Linked DNA regions of Homo sapiens: region 1 is linked to region 2. Evidence: chromatin contacts called from ENCODE Hi-C or POLR2A ChIA-PET data. All regions are on one chromosome and are shown on one strand. Each heading gives the region's core, a stretch centred on a gene start or an enhancer-like site at or near the end of the contact. The rest is flanking DNA. Distances are from core to core; before and after follow the strand shown. Region 1 overlaps TBC1D24 (TBC1 domain family member 24). Region 2 holds the start of CCNF (cyclin F).

What was found. A loop is a pair of places that touch in the nucleus more often than their neighbours do. ChIA-PET counts read pairs that join two places held with the same protein, here RNA polymerase II (POLR2A). Pooled maps may share reads with other maps.
Region 1: a map of CD8-positive, alpha-beta T cell shows a loop between it and region 2 (14-fold over the local background). The contact joins the enhancer-like site here to the promoter of CCNF in region 2. A Hi-C loop is called at or near these places in 39 of 168 maps with a recorded cell type or tissue (B cell, CD14-positive monocyte, CD4-positive, alpha-beta T cell and 23 more), 28 of 37 single-sample maps with no recorded cell type and 32 of 50 pooled maps. POLR2A ChIA-PET finds 5 or more read pairs at or near these places in 16 of 52 experiments (A549, CD4-positive, alpha-beta memory T cell, Caco-2 and 13 more).

The regions. Positions count from the first base shown.
Region 1 is chr16:2,483,374-2,488,711 of GRCh38, reverse strand. All of the region lies in intron 1 of TBC1D24 (TBC1 domain family member 24), which reads right to left. Among named protein-coding and RNA genes, the nearest start is that of TBC1D24, 11 kb to the right of the region's middle. RefSeq lists an enhancer at 4,839-5,338. Within about 2 kb of position 1,476, at least 13 of the 41 ENCODE cell types and tissues checked have a DNase peak (open chromatin) inside an H3K27ac peak, as active enhancers do; they include B cell, CD14-positive monocyte, CD8-positive, alpha-beta T cell and 5 more, where a contact is called at or near this core.
Region 2 is chr16:2,425,834-2,431,671 of GRCh38, reverse strand. CCNF (cyclin F) reads right to left here and starts at 2,225. Exons shown (of 17, transcript NM_001761.3): 1 at 2,175-2,225; 2 at 388-542. The coding sequence starts at 2,190. It also overlaps the pseudogene ABCA17P. RefSeq lists silencers at 1,850-1,899, 1,910-2,759 and enhancers at 2,970-3,149, 2,585-3,164.

The DNA.
Region 1 (5,338 bases), core at 227-2,726, 58 kb before region 2:
ATGGTGAAACCCCATTTCTACTAAATCCAAAAATTAGCTAGGTGTGGTGGCGGGCGCCTGTAGTCCCACCTACTCAGGAGGCTAAGGCAGGAGAGTAGTGTGAACCCGGGAGGCAGAGCTTCCAGTGAGCCGAGATTGCACCACTGCACACTGCACTCCAGCCTGGCGACAGAGCGAGACTCCATCCCACAAAAAAAAAAAAAAAAAAAAAAAAAAAAGCTATGTGCGAATGAGTAATGAGTATAAGCGATTTCTATTTCCCCAAAATGTTATCTTGATATGTCATCTGACGCATGTGACCACCGTGCCCTCTGGCCACAGGGCACAGTTCTGGCTCTACCACATGTGAGGAGGGGCCCTTTAAATGGCTACAGGCTTGCAGACCCCCACCCCGCCACAGCCCCAGCAGCCTTCCCAGGGAGGGCAGTTCCTGCCAGTTGACCAGTGTTCAGCCAGGAACACCCAACAGCAGCCTATGTCCTCACTCCATGGGAGCTCCAAGAAACCCCCAAATCCGTCCCTGGCAGCAAACCCCCTGAAGGCGCCCACAGGAAGAGGAAGGCGGCCAGGGCTGGGAGGCGGGCCGTCTGTCAAGAGTGTGGCACCCTGAGCTAATTTCTAGCCAGGAGGCAGGTGGGAGGTAGCATGGATGTGGGAGGAAGTAGATCCTCACTGGAGAACGGGGCAGGAGGGGCCCCAGCGGGGCAGCTGGCCCCTTCGCTCCAGCAGACAAGCAGCTCACCCCAGCCTCGGGGCGGAACACAACCCCACAGCTGCTGGCTGCTGTTGCTGCTCCATCTCCCTTCATCCTGGGACAGCGAGGACCTCCGAGAGAGGCTCCAGAGGGTCCCTGAGCACAGGCAGGACCCACGCAGGTCTGGGACTTCAGGGCACTCGGCCACTTCTAGTACCAGGGCCCTCCCACGAGTCCTGGAGACACAGGCCACCCCGGCAAGGCTGCCACTAGTAACACCACCTGCCATCCCCAAACACCAAACTCCAACACCAAACTCCAGCACCAAACTCCAGCACCAAACTCCAGCACCAAACTCCAGCACCAAACTCCAACACCAAACTCCAACACCAAACTCCAGCACAAAACTCCAGCACCAAACTCCAGGCCTGACAGCCTGAGTCACGAGGCCTCTGCACGTCTCGCTTCTTCAGAGGGGAATGTGATTTTCCCAAACAACCGGATTTGAAAACAAACTCTCTTTCATGTACAAAGACAGAACACACATTTAGCCTCATTGATGACATTTTAACACGGCCAACACCAACCCCGACACCGTGCCTCCCTTCCTGGGGACCGCTCCTGTCCCAGGTCACAGCAAACGTGAGGAGGCAGCATACGACCGCGGCTCCCTCGTCCTGCAGTTAGTCACATGACAGACCTCCACTGAGGTGCCGCCTCTGTGCCAGGGAGAGGCGGCTTGAGAGAAGGCTGTCAACCACGGCAGCTGGGGAAGTGCTAGGGGAACCCCACGGGCAGGGCTGTGCCTGCTGCTGTGGAAGGGGCGGAAAGGTGTGGAGGCAGCCTGTGGGTGGGGACGGTGCCCCTCAGATGTGGAGGCAAGAGTGGGCGAAGGCGAGCTGGGCGGCCCTGGCAGTGCTGAGGGGCTGGGATGCGCTAAGAGGCGGGTGTCCCCACACGGGGTAGGAGGAAAGTCTAGGCAGGTGACCCGATCAGATCTGCGTTTACAAAAATCCCCCTGGTGGCCCTGGAGGAGGAAGGGTTGGGACAGAGAAGCCAGGGAGAAAGGAAGGCAGAGTCTAGACCGGGAGGGTGGAGAAGATGAGGGGACCCCCAGAGATGGCTCAGGGTTGGATCCCACAGGACCGTGGCCTGACAGTGGCAGTCAGAGCCCAGGCCACTTGGGGATGCTGGAGGCGGGGGCGAGCGACAAACAGAGAATTCCAGCCCAGGGAAGCTCCACTGTGAAGTTTTCAAAGCCAGTTTCGATACAGATGCTTCTTAGGCAAATGCCAGAGCAGCTCAGGCTGGAGGTAGAGCCCTGGGGATGAGGCCCACAGCACAGAAGGCACTCCCACACACTCCCAGATGCCACCAAGGGGCCAACTGCAGCCCCCTGGGCAAGAGGCAGCCCTGTCCCAACGTAGGTCAGTGTTCGCTAGGACTCCAGGTTGAAGAGCTGGGGTTGCAGGCCTGGGCCCCATCCTGCCCTGGCCTGACCACCACACACATCCTGGCCACAAGAACAGCCCCCGTCCCAGCAGCTGACAAGCTATCAAGGACGCGGGGTTCTGTGTGGCTGGACCTCAGTCACGGGCCACAGAACAGGGCATGGGCGTCAGCTGCCGCTCGTCTCACTTCTTCCCATCTGGTCTGAGCAATCCCTCACCATTTCCTGGGAGTGGGACCGGGAATGAAGAGGAAGAGGAAATGAGGCCGGGCCCCATGGGTGGGGAACGCCAACGCCCGCAGCTAGGGACCACAGGAAGGAGGTGCTGTGGCCCCTGCGGGCTTCACGTGATAGGAGATGCAGGCTCCTCTCAGTGGGCTCCCCTGGCGGGATCCAAAACAATCTCGCTCCCCACGGAAGCCCCTGGACCTTGCCAAGTGCTGCGGGGATACAGAGGAAACCTGGTGGTGGGCTAGGGAGACCGGCAGGCCCCACCCGCTCCTGAGCACCGACCCCACCCGCCAGGCAGGGGAGGGCAGCACAGGCATTCCAGCCCGGGCGCGAGATCCGCAAGATCCAGGGATGAGAGCTTTGTTGCCTGCCAGGGAAGCTCGGAGTGCCCGGAAACCCTGGGGCACAGGCAGCAGCGGGCCAGGTGGGAATGGTAGGGACGGTGTGGGGGTGGCTGAGAGGGCCTGGAAGCGTGTCTGGACTCTTTGGAAAAACTCTCATACCACGTTTTCCTCTGCTCTGACGCCAGCACCGCAATCGGCACAGGATCTGCGACCCAGAAGATGCGGGGGTTTCTCCCGGCAGCAAGCAATCCATTCTGCAGCGGGCGCCCGCAGGGTGTCCTCCAATTCAATCCCGACACCGGGAGACATCTACCTGGAGATAGCTCAGATCCCACAAGCCCCCCACGTCTCCAGACACCAGTCAGAAGTCCAGGCCTCTGGAACTTCTCAGCAACCAACTTCAAGTTGGGGTTCCCACAACCCCTGCTTTGGGTTCAATGAATTTGCTGGAGCAGCTCACAGAACTCAGGGAAACACTTACATTCACTAGTTTATTATAAAGGTTGTTACAAAGGACACAGATGAAGAGACCTTTAGGGTGAGGTACGGGAGAGGGACACGGTGCTGCCCTCCAGGCACTCCCTCCTATTCAGCTGTCCAGAAGCTCTCCAAGTCCTGTCTTCTAGGGTTGACATGGAGCCCTTGTTAAGTAGGCATAACTGATTACCCCACTGGCAATCAACTTGACCTTCCACCTCTGGACCTCTCCCCTCCCCGCGGTTGGGGGTGGGGCTGAAAGTTCTAACCCGCTAATCCTGCCTTGGTCTTTCCAGTGACCAGCGCCACCCGGAAGCTATCAGTCAACACCAGCGCACAGAAAGAGCACCACGGAGATTCTGAGGATTTCAGGAGTTGTATGTCACTAAACAAGGACAAAGACCAAATAGATATTTCACAACATCACAGAGGTGCTGGGAGAGTAGGTGGAGGGAGGCTGGAAGAACACACTAGATGGGGCAGGGACTGGGGCCTAAAAGCAGACCTGGAGCGGGGTGTGGATGGCAGGCATGAGGGGAGAGGTGGCCCCAGCATTCAGCCCCAGGGAGGGGATGACGCCTCCTCCGGCTGGGGGACCTTCCTTGCAAGTCCACGCCAAGTCTGATTTCTTCATGAGGGGCCCAGGCCTCCCACCTACGTGCTGGGAAAGGCCAGGGAACACCTCATCCTGTCCTCCAAGAGTCTGCTGGATGCCTCAGAGACACAAATAAATCCCAGGCAGAGGCCCAAAGTGCAGACACTCCTCCTGCCATATAGCCCCACCGCCCTAGGCCTCAGCCCTGGAACAATGGAGCTGGCACAGTGGACCACGACGGAAGAGAGCCACTGGACTTGTCTGTGCACTCAGGTGTACCCGTTCTTTCTGGAACCTTCTCCTGAGTGCCTCCTAGGTGCCTGGCACTGAGCTAGGAAGAGCTGAGAGAGAAATCGGTCACCTGACAGTGAGGTCAGAAAGTGGCTTTGTAGACATGTGTAGAAGCAGAGAGGCCCCGGGGTGGTCGCATGCCCCAGGGAGCTGGATGGGTTCCGGAAGCCCTTCTAGAAGGCGGTTACAGCGTGCTGGGGTTGGCAGGGCAGACTGGGCGTTGGGGTGGCAGGGGGAGGATCTGCACTCAGCAGCAGGGAAATACAAGACTTGCTCTAAGCAGTGGGGGTGGGGAACTGGGTAACAAGGCCTGCTCACCACTCCATCCCGATAGTGACAGGGCACCACCAGAGTACTGGGGTGGAGAGGTGAGATCAAGCTTTTATTCCAGAAAGATCTGTGGTGTGGCAGCCTGGAGGGCATGTGCAGAGGCCACAGCCATCAGAAACATCCACTGGGGGTGGTGAGGTGGGGAGGGGAGGACGGGAGGCTGAGAGGAGAATGACCACCAGGGGTCTGCTGCATGTAGGGTGGCCACCCCCTGGTCCTCCCATGCAGAATGTCAGGGGTGGGAGATGCCTGCACAGGCACATTTTGAGAATGCTCCTCTGGCGATCCCATTCCCCTGACCTGTGCCCCCACTGCCTGGTGAGACCCTCAGCTATAGGACCATGTCTGACCGGGGCTGGATGGTGACAGTGTCACTAACCACGGTGAGCACAGCCGCTGGTCTTCCCCCACACCTCCTTACCTTGCTATCTGCCTTTTACCCCCGGCCCCTGCTCCCAGCCTGCCTTCTTGCTCTGGAAATTGTCTACAGCAAACACACCACTCCCAAGTCTTCATCCTCTCCCGAACGTACCCTTCCTCCTCTGGGCCGAGCAGCAGCCGGGCTCTCCCCATCACCACCCGCCTCCTCTCTCTCCAGCTCAGGGCCTTCCTCTCTGTGCTGCCCTCCCTTGAGGGCCAAGTTCACCGTCCTGGCTGGAAAGCTCCGTGGCCTCTAGAACTTTAAAAGCCTTTACATCTCTACCTTTTTATCCAGTCCCCGGGCATTCCAGAAAACCACTCTACCCACTCCAGAGGCTGCACATTCATACACCTGCCCATACCCTCTCCTAGAGCCCTCAGCGCCCTCCTCCCACTCGGAGCTGTGACTCCCCGCATCCACCAGCCACTCTGGCTTTTCTCTCTTGCCAGCTCAGCCTGGACCGTCTTGCCAAGCCCCAACTCCCGCCCGCCAACCCCACGCTCCT
Region 2 (5,838 bases), core at 976-3,475:
GTCTCGCTCTGTCGCCCAGGCTGGAGTGCAATGATGTGATCTCGGCTCACTGCAAGCTCTGCCTCCCAGGTTCAAGCAATTTTCCCGCCTCAGCCTCCCTAGTAGCTGGGATTACAGGCGTGAGACACCACGCCCGGCTAATTTTTGTATTTTTAGTAGAGATGGGGGTTTTGCCAAGTTGGCCAGGCTGGTCTGGAACTCCTGACCTCAGGTGATCCACCCCCCTTCGGCCTCCCAAAGTGCTAGGATTAAGGCATGAGCCACCGTGCCTGGCCTCTGCCCCAACCTCTTTTTTAGCCAAAGTTTTGTTCTGACAGTTAAGAACACAAGGCCTGATGGTATAATCAACAATGCTAGGGCTCATAGTGTTTTCATGCAGGGACTTACAGCTCGGACGGCCAGGATGTCCTCTACAGAAAGCCATTTCAGGATGTGAAAGAGCACATCTTCGGGGAGACTCAAGATGGTCAGGTTTCGGGGCCTCCTCCTTATTCTTCGCTTTGTAGGATAACAGAAACACTTGGCACACCTACAGTGGACCACTGAAGGAAAAAAAGACAGAAGCCTTGATAAGATGAAAAATTATTCTATATACACACCCTTGAAGGGAAAAAAAAAGGATAAAAGTTACATCTGAAGATGATCTAATGGTTACTATTCCCTGTGCCACAAAAGATGGAACTATGCTTCTTGTCCCAAACAAAGATTATGTAAAGGAGTGGCATTGCACAAATTACAGAAGAGATCATTCATTTTCAAATATTCAACAAATATTTATGGCAAATAGCGCATGTCATGTAACTTGGCTATTGGGAAACTTTCTGATCCAGAGCCCACATGACAGGCAGGAAGGGGAAAAAGCTGCCGAAGCTGAGGACGGTTTTCCTTCTATTTCACTCTCAGGAAAACTCCTGGGGCCTTTGCTGGATAGCTTTGCTTTTTGCACACGTGACCAAGGTGCATAATGTTCAATAAAGATCTGTGGGCTTGAAGAGTCTGGTTTTCAAGTCCAAATTAGAAGGGTCGGCCCTGGAGAGAAGCCACAGACTTGGAGGCCGGGGCAGTGTGCGTCCAAGTCTCAGCTCTGCAGAGTCTCAGTGTGCCCTCTATTGTAGAATGCGGAGTTGACAGCTACGCAGTAAGGTTGTTGCTCAGGTCCCAACACAAACCTAGACCTGTAGGTTTGTGTACAGATGCAATCATTAAAGGTGAGACGGGCATTCCACCCACCAGGCAGGCAGCCCGGACATGCTTCTCAGATGTGCTCTCTCCTCTTCCCACAGCCGGATTTTCCAACTCCTACTCCAGCAACCCCTTCCTCACTCTAAGCAGATGACCTTAGCCCTTATTTCACAGGGAAACAGAAGCCCTCAGACAGGAACCTCAGGATCCTGCCTCCCCATCTACAAATCTACCTTTCTATCCATCCTTCCTTCCAGTCCTGAAAGGAAGCGCCACTCCCCTCTGTGGGCCCAAATCCCTCCCCGCCTTGCTAGGACTTCCTAGCGATTGCTCCCGGCTCCCCTCTCTTGACCGGGGTCTTCCTGTTAGCAATTAAATCAGCTGCAAAAGCCAAACGTATTCCAGGGCGACGAATTCTCAAAGATTCTATAGACCTCTCCATAAAATATTCCTCATTCTCCGGCTCCAGGACAGATACTATGATAATAGCTGAAACCACAGTTCGTGTTTCCTGTGCCTCAACGCGCGCGGGGCCGAACGCTGCTTTCCACAGAGCTAGGTCCACGGCCCCGCTGGACTGAGGCTCGGTCAGGGCCCGGCCGGGCTGCGGGATCGCTTCGCCCCCACGCGCTCCGCAGCCCTTTCCCCGACCAGGAGGCGCTGGTGTTTGGCTCCCCGAGACCCGATCGCCGCCCCGGGACCCGATCGCCGGATCGCTGCCCCGGGACCCGATCGTTGCCCCAGGAAAGGGCCGGAAAACGTCGCCGCGGGGGAAGGCTCCGAGGGGCTCGGGCGCCCGCCGGGCATTTAAACCGCGCGCCCGGCCGCCGGGGCTCCCTGCGCGGGACGCGACATCCGCCCCGGGTTAAAGAGCTCGAGCCAGCCCTCTTCAGGCCGCCAGGGCCTCCCCTCCCGCGGGACCCACCGTCCGCCCCGCAGGGCAGGCAGAAGGGGTGTGGGGCAGAAACCAGCGGACATCGCCCCGCACTCACCGCCGCCGCTCCCCATCGCCGCGCTCGCGTCGCTGCCGCCGGAGCCCGCCTGAGAGCGCGCCCGCGCCCCGGCCGGAGCGCGCGTAGCCCTCGCGCAGGCGCAGACCCCGCCCCGCCGCCCACCCCAGTTTTCAAACGCACCCGGCCCTCCCATTGGCCTGCCCGGGGGGGCCGCCGCCGGCCCCGCCCATGTCCCGCCCTGTGCTCGCCTCATTTACCGCCCTCCACGCCCTCCCCGCCTGCTCCGGGACCCGCCATTGGCCGCGCCAGGACGCGAATTCGAACATTGGCCGCTGATTGGTGGAACCCGCGTGGCCGCCCCGCCTCCCCAACGGGGCTGGGGTCCCGTAGGAGCGCTTCCCGGCCGGCGGGCAGGGGTTTGTGGGCGTCCCCTCCCGGCCGCATGGGTTCGGGCTTCGCCGCTGACCCCGGCGACCGGCATCTGCGGTGCCAGATGGGCTGCGAAGGCGCACGCCTGCGGCCAGGGGAAAGAGGACTCCTTGGCGTCCCTCGCAGTCGCGGCCGTGATCCAGCCTGGGACAGCCTCGACGTGGCGCTTCTAAGACGAGGCCGTGCCCTGCCCGGGTCCCGGGGTCGCTCCTGGGCCCGCGACCCTCACCCCCAGCTTGCACGGCCTTCCCTTCCGCCGCCTGCTTCAGGTGGAGACCCTTGGGTTTGTGGCTGAGCCGCTGCTGGGCGGGGATGCTGGCCGGGATCGTGGTAGAGAAAGAGGAGGTCGGAGCTGACGCTGGGAAGTCTCCCCCGCGGAACGCTGACCCCTTCTTCCCGCGAAACGTGGCGCACCCTGGACGCCTCAGTGCTCCAGCCCCGGGGCAAGCCCTCCCCATCACTTTGGCCAGATGCTGCCCCCTGTCTGGCCTCCTCGGCTGCTACCTGGAGCTGCTCGCCGCGGGAAGTGTCGTATCTGCTCACTCTTGTCTTGGGCAGTGCCCATCTGAGCTGTCCTTCAGGAGTCAGCCACACCGCACCCCTTTTACGGCACAGGCTGTCAAGGGGAAGACTCGCAGCCTCCTGACTGTCTGGTGGAGGACAGAGGGGGCTTTTCCTGGGGAAGGCAGGGGCCTGGGCCAAGGCTGCCCACCCCTCCCTCACGCTTCCCTCAGTCTGCACCCTTCCATCCTTCCGGGTCCCCATAGAACTCCTTCAAGTACTGGGCCTGCCCTGGGCACACAGACAGGAGCCCTGGCGTGCAGGCTTCAGCCGGCCTGGGGCAAGAGACAGAGTAAACAGGTGATCACAGCACAGGGTACAGAAGAGTCCGTGGCCCCAGAGAGGGTCTGGAAGTTGGGAATATTCCCTGTCCCGGAATCAGGAAGCGGGTGAAGGAGGGTGAAGAGAGGACAGGCTGAGCGAGTTTGGGGCCTGCTCCCCAGATGTCCCATGTTCTCAGCCCCCAGATTTATTATCCCCTTATCTCACTTTTGTCCTCCTGGGTTACTGTTTCCTACTTTGTCACTGTTACCTGTCTCCCCCTAGGGCAGAGGTGCACTTTCAGGGTTAGCTTCCATAGCATCTTGAAGGGATTAATCAACTAGAGCCAGCCATGAGCACATTAGCCACACCAGCTGCCTCTAGAATCTAGAACAGCATCCTTGGTCCCTAGGTTGTTGTTTAGCTCTATCCTGTGCTTTGTGTCCTGATCACTCTCCTTTCAACATGGACAGGCAAATTTCTTTTTCAGGGAGCAGGAGTTGTCTTGACTGCAGCCATGCCTGCTCTCGCCCCACACCCTGCACTGGCAGTGGGAGCCTCCAGGGCTGCCCTGGGGTGATAAGTGGCTCCTCCAGGGTGTGGGCCCGTTTCCCACTGGGCTTCAGGAAGGTGAGACCTTGTTGGAAAAGTCTAAACTGTTAGGAGCTCAGGGAAATTCCTGGTGGAATGAGGTGTCGGTTGAAAACGTTATGGGTAGTGAGGGGCAGGGGAGAGAAGGGAAAGTGAAGTAGCTTGGGAGCCTGAGAAATCCCACATTCAGAGAAGAAGATGGGCCTTCAGTGGAGGCAGAGAGGGGCATGGGAGGAATGAGAGCTGGATATGGGAGCCCAGGGAGTGGCTTTCATCACAGGGAGCAGTCACCTGAAACGAGGACTGAGGAGGGTGGGTTGGCGACCATGGGTGTGCAACGCCGTTGTTCTGGGCAAGGGGTGCAGGAACCATAGGCAAGGCCTGTGCATGACCCTTTCCTGAGTCCTGGCTGAGAAGGGGCAGAGACCAGCATCTGCACTTCCCAGAGAGGAGCTGAGGGGCCTGTGGCAAGGGGCAGAGTGAACTCCACAGAGAGAGAAAGGCCACGGGATGGAGCCCGTCTCAGAAGAGAGGTGAGTGTACATGACAAAGGCATGTGGCCACATCCATCTGCATCTGGACAGTGTGATGGTCTGGCGCCCATGGGGCCTCTGCTCAGTGGTTCTCATGCTGGAGCTGCGCCAGAGTACCTGCTGTAGGGCTTCTTGCAACATGGATTGCTGGCCCTGCCCCAGGCATTTCTGATTCAGTAAGTTTTGGGTGGGGCCCAAGAACCTACATTTCTAACAAGTTTCCTGATGGTGCTGCTACTGCTGGGACCCCACTGCGAGAACCTCTGCCCCAGTGCAACCCTGGCTCCCCTGTCTGTTGATGTGGGAAGTTACTGGCTGCCTCTAAGCCAGTCTACCCATGTGGGAGGTGGGGCGCTGTCCACTTCATGGGTGGATATAGGATCACATGCAGCCCTAAATTTGCAGGAGCCAGGGAAGAGGATGAAAGCCCACACATCCAAATATTTAAATATTGTGACATCCCGACTTAGGCTAGCAAACTTGTCAATATTTATTTCCTCCTTCCTTCAGAAGAACAGTGACATTACCACCTGTGAGGCCAGGTGTGAGTTTAGAATCATGGTCTCCATGAAGCTTCACTCTTGCATGTGACCATGGGAGCCAGCCCCCAGCGGCCTACGGGCACCCTCCTCTCTGTTTCTGGCTCTATCCTGCTTTCCAAGGGATCTGCACACATGTGTGGAAACCTCCACGCACCCATCCAAACTCTACCCGAAGTTCTGCAGAGCCACTGCTTTGCTGCATCTCGCATCTCAGGGTGCGTTGGGCGGCATGGCCTGCCCTGGGAGGGAGTGCACTGGATGGACAAACCATCTGGGCAGGGGATTCTAGAGAAGGAAGAGCGCAAGCTTTGGGTGAGCATTTCCCTCTGCCCTGCAGACTTCTTGCCCATGAGCAAGGGGATGACCAGGACAGACCCCTTAAGGCCGGGCCTGAGGGTGATGTGATCAAATGACGCAATGCCTGCAGGGGACCAACCACAGAGTTGGCACCTGGTCGGGTCATGGTTAGTACTGTAGTCACCCCATGGCCACCGCCCTTGGAAAGGACATGCAAGATGTTCTGAGGCTGCTTCCACAGCCAGGTCTCAATAAGACCACAGGCTACTCAGGTGGGACTTGGGCATCCCTTTCTAAGGAAACGCACCTGGGTTCTCCAGCGGGCCTCTTAAGTTCTCCAGTGGGCCCCACTCTGCTCCGTGCACTGCAGTTAGGGGGACAGCCCTGTGCTGAGCTAGCTAGGTCGAGAGCTGCCTCTGTACGCCCTGGAAACCCAGGGAAGGCCATGCACACCTGGGCCAACCTGGCACTGGTCTGTCCTTATTACAG